Linked DNA regions of Homo sapiens: region 2 is linked to region 1. Evidence: chromatin loops called from intact Hi-C (ENCODE). Cell type or tissue: CD14-positive monocyte. All regions are shown on one strand.

Region 1 (5,000 bases):
GCTGGTCTCAAACTCCTCACCTCAAGTGATCTGCCTACCTCGGCCTCCCAAAGTGCTGAGATTATAGGCGTGAGCCACCACGCGTGGCCTTTATTTCTCTCTTAGCAATGTTAGCTCATGGTCATCATCATTCTCCTTTCCTATGTGTCAGAGTTCTTTTTCAATAAATAAGTTGACCACCTCCTATTTTTGGAGAAGCTAAGTAGTCCAAACCAGGATCAGACAGTGTCCTCTGCCAAGAACGTAAGAATTGGCCCTTTCTCCTGCATACCATGATTGACCGCATTCTCAATCTATTTCAGCAGTCAAGTTCTTCTGTTCCATGTCAGCGTACAACATCCTCTGCCATCTATATGAACCTTGCTTCTCATATCCAGCCAGGGACGGTGAACAGAGTGTCCTCGCCACTTCCTAGCCCCAGCGCCATGACTGATGCTGCCAACTCACAGGCTGCAGCCAAATTGGCTCTTCGCAAACAGCTGGAAAAGACACTCCTGGAGATCCCACCCCCTAAACCTCCTGCTCCCTTACTTCATTTCTTGCCTAGTGCAGCCAATAGCGAGTTCATCTACATGGTAGGCTTGGAAGAAGTCGTACAGAGTGTCATTGACAGCCAAGGTAAGGCTGTTTCTTCTAATCAATCTATTTAAGCAAGTGGTTGCCAAGCCTGATTGACATAGGCAGAGTATCAGAGGGTACTGTACAATATTAAATAACTTCTCCTTCCTGTTACCAAACCACCTCCCTCCCTTCTTTACAGCTGTTTGGGAGCAACATGTTAGAAGCGGAGTGTGTGTGTGTGTGTGTGTGTGTGTGTGTGTGTGTGTGTGTTTTGTTTGAGATGCAGTCTCGCTCTGTTGCCCAGGCTGGAGTGCAGTGGCACAATCTCAGTTCACTGCAACCTCTGCCTCCTGAGTTCAAGCAATTCTCCTGCCTCAGCCTCCCACGTAGCTGGGACTACAGGCACGTGGCACCACACCCGGTTAATTTTTGTATTTTTAGTAGAGACGGGGTTTCATCATGTTGGCCAGGCTGGTCTCGAACTCCTGACATCAGGTGATCTGCCCACCTCGGCTTCCTAAAGTGCTAGGATTACAGGCATGAGCCACTGTACCCCGTCAGCCGGCCGGGGCCAGCCTGCCTATGTATCTATCTATCTATCTAATCTATCATCTATCTAATCTATCTATTCTATTCTATCTAATCTATCATCTATCTTTCGGCTTGTTTTTTTTTCCCTTCAGCAGGTCAGCTATCATTGAGGCTTGATATTTTTATTTGGATTTTATCTATCTTGTGTGTTTTTTGTAGGACAGTAAGTTCTCACTTAACATCATCAATAGTTTCTTAGAAACTGTGACTTTAAGTGAAACAACTACGGTGAAGGGGGTCCTCAAATAACATCATTTTATTATAACATTAGTAAAAAAAAAAAGATTGTTTTTGTTGTATGTTGTTTCACTTAAATCATAGTCTCTGAGAACCTGTCAACAACATTGAGGACTGACTGTATTTTGTTTAGTTCTTTTAAATGGTGGCTAGCATGATGCTTGCATAATTTGATAAATAGAACTTCTCTTTTCTTTTTTTTTTTTTTGTTTTTTTTTTTTGTTTTTTTGAGACAGGGTCTGACCCTGTTGTCCAGGCTTGAGTGCAGTGGTGTGATCTCAGCTCTCTGCAGCCTTGACCTCCCAGGCTCAAGCCATCCTCCCATTTCAGCCTCCTGAGTAACTGGGACCACTGGTATGCACCACCATGCCAGTTTTTTTCTTTGTTGGTTTTTTTTTTTTTTTTTTTTTTTTTTTTTTTGAGACAGAGTCTTACTCTGTCACCCAGGCTGGAGTACAGTGGCATGATCTTAGCTGGCTGACTACCTCTGCCTCTTGGTTTCAAGCAATTCTTTTTTTTTTTTTGAGATGGAATCTTGCTCTGTTGCCCAGGCTAGAGAGTGCAATGGCATGATCTCAGCTCACTGCAACCTCCACCTCCTGGGTTCAAGCAATATTCCTGCCTCAGCCTCCTGAGTAGCTGGGATTACAGGTGCCTGCCACCACACCTGGCCAATTTTTGTGTTTTTCTTAGAGACGGGGTTTCACAATGTTGGTCAGGCTGGTCTCGAACTCCTGACCTCAGGTGATCCACCTGCCTCGGCTTCCCAAAGTGCTGTGGTTACAGGCATGAGCCACTGTGCCCGGCGCAAGCAATTCTTTTGTCTCAGCTTCCAAAGTAGCTGGAATTACAGATGTGTGCCATCACACCTAGCTAATTATTTCTGTTTTTAGTAGAGATAGGGTTTTGCTATGTGGGCCAGGCTGGTCTCAAACTCCTGGCCTCAAGTGATCTGCCTGCCTCAGCCTCCCAAAGTGTTGGGATCACAGGTGTGAGCCACCATGCCTGGCCTGGAACTTCTGTTTTTAATGTGAGTGTTTTTGCAACATTGTACTGAATTACTGTGTTTAGTCTTCTGTGAATGCTTACAGTTGAGAAACACACACTTACATAGATAACTAAGAAAGACCTTATAAAAAGCTGTAAACCAATACTAAACCATACTATAGAGTATTAACAACATACAGTCTAGACTAACTGAAGTTATTAAACTTGAATTTCTAAACAGGTAGACTTCTGGGAAAGCCTGCCAGTAAAGTGCCCAGAGGAGTCAGTATTAGCTATAAATAGATCACAAAGTGAATAATTCAGACACTGATAACTATTTAAAACTATAAATGTATATGACAGGGATAAGTACAGTCTTTGGTAAGGAGATATTAAGAAGCAAAAGTATTGGTTGAGTTAGAGTCCTTTGACTTTGAATTGACACAGTATTTTCTTCTCAGTGTGATACAGTAGAAAATCAGGAAACATCCCAGCTTTATCAGTTAGAAGCTACCTTTGTTGTTGTTGTTGTTGTTTGAGACTGAGTCTTGTTCTGTTACCCAGGCTGGAGTGCACTGGCACAATTTCGGCTCACTGCAACCTCTACTTCCCAGGTTCAAGCGATTCTCCTGCCTCAGCCTCCTGAGTAGCTGGGATTACAGGCGCGTGCCACCACGCCCGCCTAATTTTTTTGTATTTTTAGTAAAGACGGGTTTTCACTATGTTGGTCAGGCTGTTCTTGAACTCCTGACCTCGTTAGCCGTCCACCTCAGCCTCCCAAAGTGCTGGGACTGTAGGGGTGAGCCACCGCACCCAGCCAGAAGCTACATTTCTTCGACTTCTGTCCTCATTTGTAAATGAGGATGGTACTGTCTGAATTCCCTAAAGTGATACTGTTATAATCAGATGAAATAAAAGTATTTTGTAAATTATAGAATATCCTTTTTGTAAAGTCTCTTTCTTTAATTCAACAGAATAAACTCCTGGAAAAGATCTATTTGATTAAGAGAAACAGAGGAGATAGGAAATGTAAAGCCACTGACTATTTTTGTTGGTATCTAGGCAAAAGCTGTGCCTCACTTCTGCGGGTTGAACCCTTTGTATGTGCCCAGTGCCGCACAGATTTCACCCCTCACTGGAAGCAAGAAAAGAATGGTAAGATTCTATGTGAGCAGTGTATGACCTCCAACCAGAAAAAGGCTCTAAAAGCTGAACACACCAACCGGCTGAAAAATGCATTTGTGAAAGCCCTACAGCAGGAACAGGTAAGAATTCTGACTGCTCACTGGCCACCTGTCCCAGTTTGTTTTTTCCAAAGGGTCGCGCCTTCTAGTTTGCAGGAGTGGTTCATGTGATCCCTACAGGTCCACAGGTTCCCTTTTTGTCTCCTTATCATTGTGTCCTATTTCCATTTGAGCGAGTATTCTGATTAAGAACATGGTAAAATATAATGGCTGAGGTTAACAGAAAGGGACAGAAAGCTTGGGACTCTTGGCTTTTCCATAGCACTCTATTCTCATCTTCATTTTTTCCTAAAACAAATAATAGATTTTGGTGGGAGGAATTTATATTTGTGCTATAAATCTCTTTGAAACAGTTATTTGCAGTGCGTGTTTGATAAGAAATGACGAAAGAAAGAGTGAATTATGAAGTAGCCCAGTGAAGAGTAGTGGTTCTAGAGTATGTGAACATCTCATGTAGCAGTTATAGGATGAGAATATCTTAGAGAAGGAAAAATGTGTTGGGAAACTCAGATCCTTTTCTTCCTATTTCCCACTCCACCCATCAGAGTCCCTTGTTTGAGTAGCATCATGGACTTTTTGGAAGATCGGGTAGGCAGGAGTCAAAAATAAAACCCCATTTATGCTCTAGGACTGGTGGTAAAAAATAAATAAATAAAAATTTTTAAAAAGAGAAAAGAAAAAGTGATAAAATAAAACCCCAGTAATTCATCAGCCTTAATTATATCAGTTGGTTCATCACCTCCAGCCAACTTCTTAGAGCCAGCTTTCCTGGAGAAAGAGAGGAGGATCCCTTGATCATTGAAGCAAGTTAGCTGCTTATACCCAGAAATCTCAGTGTACCACCCCCACCAAACTCTTTTGCCTTTTCCATATTCCACCAACTAGCCAACAACATTAGAGGTAAGAACACCTCCAGGTTTTCTGGTTAGGAAATTGGGTGGGCCAGGTGCAGTGATTCATGCCTGTAATCCCAGCACTTTGGGGAGGCTAAGGTGAGAGGATTGCTTGAGCCCAGGAGTGCCAGACCAGCCTGGGCAACAAAGTCAGATTGTGTCTCTGTTTAAAAAAAAAAAAAAAAAAGGAAATTGGGTATTGGGTGCTGTCCTGCTCAATCACCTGATGTGATGACTCCCAACAGGAAATTGAACAGCGATTACAGCAGCAGGCAGCCCTCTCCCCCACTACGGCTCCAGCTGTGTCCAGTGTCAGTAAACAAGAGACCATCATGAGACATCATACGCTTCGGCAGGTAAGGAACTTTTTGCCTGATCCTGATTTCTTTAGAAGATTTATCAGCCATTTATCACAATTTGTCCTTTCTATTGTGGGAAATCATAGTCTTCTTCTGTACTCCCTTATCTTTGCCCCCGCTTAACATTC
Region 2 (5,000 bases), 59 kb before region 1:
TGGTATAGATCAAGCTTGTCTAACCTGCAACTCTTGGGCTGCATGCGGCCCAGGACAGCTTTGAATGCAGCTCAATACAAATTCAGAAACTTTCTTAAAACATGAGATTTTTTTTTTCTTCCAGCTCATCAGCTATCTTTAGTGTTAGTGTATTTTATGTGTGGCCCAAGACAGTTCTTCCATTGTGGCCCAGGGAAGCCAAAAGGTTGGATGCCCCTGGTCTAATCAAGAGTCTTTTTTTCCTAGAAAAGTGACCTATGAAGCAAGTTCTAGAAATCAGAAGAGAAATAATGAGACTAAATTTGGCTGGGCGTGGTGGCTTACACCTGTAATTCCAGCACTTTGGGAGGCCTAGGCAAGAGGATCACTTGAGCCCAGGAGCTTGAGACCAGCCTGGTCAACACAACAAGACCCCATCTTTGCTTACAAGAAAAAATGCTGGGCATGGTGGCATGTCCCTGTAGTCCCAGTTAGTTGGGAGGCTGAGGTGGGAAGATTGATTGAGCCTGGGAGTTTGAGGCTGCAGTGAACCATGAGCTGTGATGGAGCCACTGTGCTCCAGCCTGGGTGACAGAACAAGACCCTGTTTCAAAAATAAATAAATAGGCTGGATGTGGTGGCTCACACCTGTAATCTCAGCACTTTGGGGGGCCAAGGCGAGTGGATCACCTGATGTCTGGAGTTCAAGACCAGTCTGAGCAATATGATGAAACCCTGTCTCTACTAAAAATACAAAAATTAGCTGGGCATGATGGCATGCACCTGTAGTCCCAGCTACTTGGGAGACTGAGACAGGAGAATTGCTTGAACCTGGGAGGTGGAGGTTGCAGTAAGCCGAGATCGCGCCACTGCACTCCAGCCTGGGTGACAGAGGGAAACTCCGTCTCAAAAACAAAAACAACAAAAAAACCCCAAAAATAGATAAATAAAAATTTAAAAATAGACTAGACTTACATGGACTAGAAGGAATTAATCATTTCAGATTTTTAGGAATAGGATTTTGAAGAAGGGAGGGTCTATTGACATGGCTAATAAGCATTAGGTGAAGGAAAGTACCGTTTGAAGTTGGTTAGGCAGTAACAGCACTTATTTTTAATCTCTTAGGGGCACTTCATAGTAGTGTGTTGTCTTAGTCCATTTTCTGTTGCTATAACCTGAGACTGGGTAATTTATAAAGAAAATAAATAAATTTCTTTCCCTCTCTCTTTTTTTTTTCTTTTGAGACGGAGTGTTGCTCTGTCTCCCAGGCTGGAGTGCAGTGGCACTATCTCAGCTCATTGCAACCTCTGCCTCCTGGGTTCAAGCGATTCTCCTGCCTCAGCCTCCCAAGTAGCTGGGACTACAGGCACACGCCACCACACCCAGCTAATTTTTGTATTTTTAGTAGAGATGGGATTTCACCATGTTGGCCAGGATGGTCTCAGACGATCTCTTGACCTCATGATCCACCCTCCTCGGCCTCCCAAAGTGCTGAGATTATAGGCATGAGCCACCGCACCCGGTCCCCTCCCTACCTTTCTTTCTTTCCTCTTTCCTTTTTATTTATTCTCTGTCACCCAGGCTGGAGTGCAGTTGTGCAGTCATAGCTTATTGTAGCCTTGAACTCCTAGGCTCAAGCAGTCCTCCTGCCTCAGCCTCTCAAGTAGCTAGGACTACAGGCATGTGCCTTTGCACCCAGCTAAATTGCTTTAAAAATGTTTTGTAGAGATGGGGTCTCACTATGTTGCCTAGGCTGGAGTGGAGCTCCTGTACTCAAGCAATATATCCACCTTGGCCTCTCAAAAGTGCTGGGATTACAGGCATGAGCCACCATGACCAGCCCCAAGAAATTTATTTCTCACGGCTCTGGAGGCTGGAAAGTCCAGGGTCAAGGGGCCATATCTGCTGAGGGCCTTCTTGCTGGTGGGGACCTTGCAGAGTTCCAGAGTGGCACAGGGCATCACATGGTGAGGGGACTAACGAGAGACAGCCACATTGGCTTTTATTACAGACCCACTCTTGTGCTAACTAGCCCCTTCTCTGAATAACCCATTAATCTGAGAATGGCTCAAGCACTTCCTAAAGGTCTCGCCTCTTAACACGCCTGCATTGGGCACCAAGTATCCAACAGATGAACTTCTGGGGGACACATTCAAATCGTTGCGGGGTATTAAAGCGAAGTACAAAGAAGAGAGATTTGCTGTCAAGTAGTTTGCATTAAACTTGGAAATAAATATGAATTGGTAGGTTACCTATTAAACAAGTGTGTTAGAGTAGCCTAGCAGTTTTCAAAGTGTAGTCTGTGGAATCCTAGAGAATAGACTCCTTTCATGGAGTCTGTGAGATCAGAATAGTTTCATAATAATACTAAGTCATCATTTGCCTTCTTCCCTGTGTTAACATTTGCAGTGATATCCAAAAGCAATGCTGATTAAAACGTTAGGGTAACCCTGAGCAATAGCACCAAACTAGTAGCAGGCATTGTGTTCTTTATTGTCATGCAGTTTAAATTTGCAGTAAAAAAAAAAAAGTTTCATTTAAGAATGTTCTTGATGAAGCAGTAAAAATTAATTTTATTTAATCTTGACCTTTTAGTACTTGGCTTTTGAATATTTTGTGTGATAAAATGGGAAGTACTCAAAAAACACTTCTGTTATATATTGAAGTACTGTGGTTGTCTAAGGAAAAGTACTTTTACAGTTATTTGGGTTTCCAGCTAACTAGTTGTCTTCTTCATAGAACAGCATTTTTACTTGATGAAAGAATAACCAACAAAGTACGTTATTTAGACTTGGGTATTTGGCAGATGCTTTCTTGAAAATTTTCAAGGAAAACAACTATTTTTGCCCAGTGATAAAATTAAAGCAAAAATGAGAATTTTGGAAAGTTTATATACTCCACCATGAGACGGTCCACTTCCCAGTTAGTTTTGTGGGGTTTTTTTTTTTTGATATTATGTAATATGTCAACCTTCGAAAGAGCTGCATGACTTAGTGAACTAGAAGTTTTCACATGACCAATATATTATGTGACAAAATCAGATTTGGTGAGAGATCCACTCAAAGTATAAAGTAGACCAATGTATTTTAATGTAATAATACAAAAGTTCATTGATAGGGTTTCAGAGTTCACATTTGCTGCTAACCTTTAGAAATTACTGGGTTGCTTTTTTTTTTTTTTTTTTTTGGAGACAGAGTCCTCTGTCACCCAGGTTGGAGTGCAGAGGCGGGATCTCAGCTCACTGCAACCTCTGCCTCCCGGGTTCAAGTGATTCTCCTGCCTCAGCTTCCCAAATAGCTGGGATTACAGGCACACGCTACCACACCCAGCTACTTTTTCATATGTTTAGTAGAGATGGGGTTTCACCATGTTGTTCAGGCTGGTCTCGAACTCTTGGCCTCAAGTGATCCGCCTACCGCAGCCTCTCAAAGTGCTGGGATTACAGGCATGAGCCACCGCGCCTAGCCTAGGTTGCTTTTTAAAAATTAAGTTAAATTTCACATAAACATCAAATTAACTTTTATTTATTAATTTACTAATTAATTTATTTTTTGAGACAGGGTCTCACTTTCTCACCCAGGCTGGAGTGCAGTGACACGATCTCAGCTCACTGCAGCCTTGACCTACTGGGTTCAAGTGATCCTCCTGCCTCAGCCCCCCAAGTAGTTGGGACTACAGGCACGGGCCACCATGCCCTGCTAAAGAATTAACCATTTAAAAGTGTACAATTCAGGCTGGGCACGGTGTCTCATGCCTGTAATCCCAGCACCTTGGGAGGCTGAAGTGGGCGGATCACTTGAGGCCAGGAGGTCGAGACCAGCCTGCCCAACATGGTAAAACCCGTCTCTACTAAAAATACAAAAATTAGCCAGACTTAGCAGTGCATACCTGTAGTCCCAGCTGCTCGGGAGGCTGAGGCAGGAGAATTGCTTCAGTAATATCAAGGAAAATATCCACGATTCTAATAAATTTAAGAGGCTGTTAAAAATGCCTCTTTCTCTGGCTGGGTACAGTGGCTTACACCTGTAATCCCAGCACTTTGGAAGGCCAAGGCAGATGGATCACTAGGTCAGGAGTTTGAGACCAGCCTGGCCAACATGGCAAACCCCATCTCTACTAAAAATACAAAAAAACAAGTGGCCGGGTGTGGTCGCTCACGCCTGTAATCCCAGCACTTTGGGAGACTGAGGTGGGCAGATCACAAGGTCAGGAGTTTGAGACCAGCCTGCCTGACATAGTGAAACCCCGTCTCTATTAAAAATAGAAAAATTAGCCGGGCATGGTGGTGCTCACCTGTAGTCCCAGCTACTTGGGAGGCTGAGGCAAGAGAATCACTTGAACCCGGGAGGCAGAGGTTGTGGTGAGCCGAGATCGCGCCACTGCACTCCAGCCTGGGCAACAGAGCGAGACTGTCTCAAAAAAAAACAAAAAACAAAAAACACCAGGCGTGGTAGCACCCATCTGTAATCCCAGCTACTCCAGAGGCTGAGGCAAGAGGGGAGGCAGAGGTTGCAGTGAGCCAAGATCGTGCCACTGCACTCCAGCCTGGGCGACAGAGCAAGACTCCGTCTTGGGGAAAAACAAAAAAAACCTCTCTCTAGTATCAGTATGAAATAATGGGTTCTCATATATACACATATACACAGGTTTGAGTATCCCTTATCTAAAATGCCTGAAACCAGAAGTGTTTCCAATGTTGGATTTTTTTGGATTTTGGGATATTTCTGTATACATAATGAGGTATCATGGGGGTGAGACTCAAGCCTAAACACAAAATTGATTTGTTTCATATATACCTTAAACATATAGCTTGAAGGTCATTTTATAACAACATTTTGTGCATAAAGCAAAGTTTTGACTGCATTTGACAGCATTTTGATGTGGAATTTTTTTCACATTTTGAAGTACTTTGGATTTTTTCCTTTTTTTTGAGACGGAGTCTGGCTCTGTCACCCAGGCTGGAGTGCAGTGACGCGATCTCTGCTCACTGCAAGCTCTGCCTCCTGGGTTCACGCCATTCT

What was found. Hi-C counts contacts between places; a loop is a spot of excess contacts. Peaks named below come from ENCODE experiments on the same cell type or tissue, not always from the same donor. Only the 100,000 strongest peaks of a DNase experiment are listed, where the experiment ranks them.
Region 2: a loop joins it to region 1, with 2.0 times the contacts of the local background. A loop is called at or near these places in 6 of 110 quality-filtered maps.

Annotation. Positions count from the first base shown.
Region 1 is chr1:153,811,891-153,816,890 of GRCh38, reverse strand. It overlaps GATAD2B (GATA zinc finger domain containing 2B), which reads left to right. Exons shown (of 11, transcript NM_020699.4): 7 at 303-618; 8 at 3,439-3,641; 9 at 4,759-4,869. Among named protein-coding and RNA genes, the nearest start is that of SLC27A3, 39 kb to the right of the region's middle. In CD14-positive monocyte, no CTCF peak of the experiment used is centred here; no DNase peak of the experiment used is centred here.
Region 2 is chr1:153,870,482-153,875,481 of GRCh38, reverse strand. All of the region lies in intron 1 of GATAD2B (GATA zinc finger domain containing 2B), which reads left to right. Among named protein-coding and RNA genes, the nearest start is that of GATAD2B, 50 kb to the left of the region's middle. In CD14-positive monocyte, no CTCF peak of the experiment used is centred here; a DNase peak (open chromatin) is centred at 2,951; H3K27ac peaks cover 2,334 bases.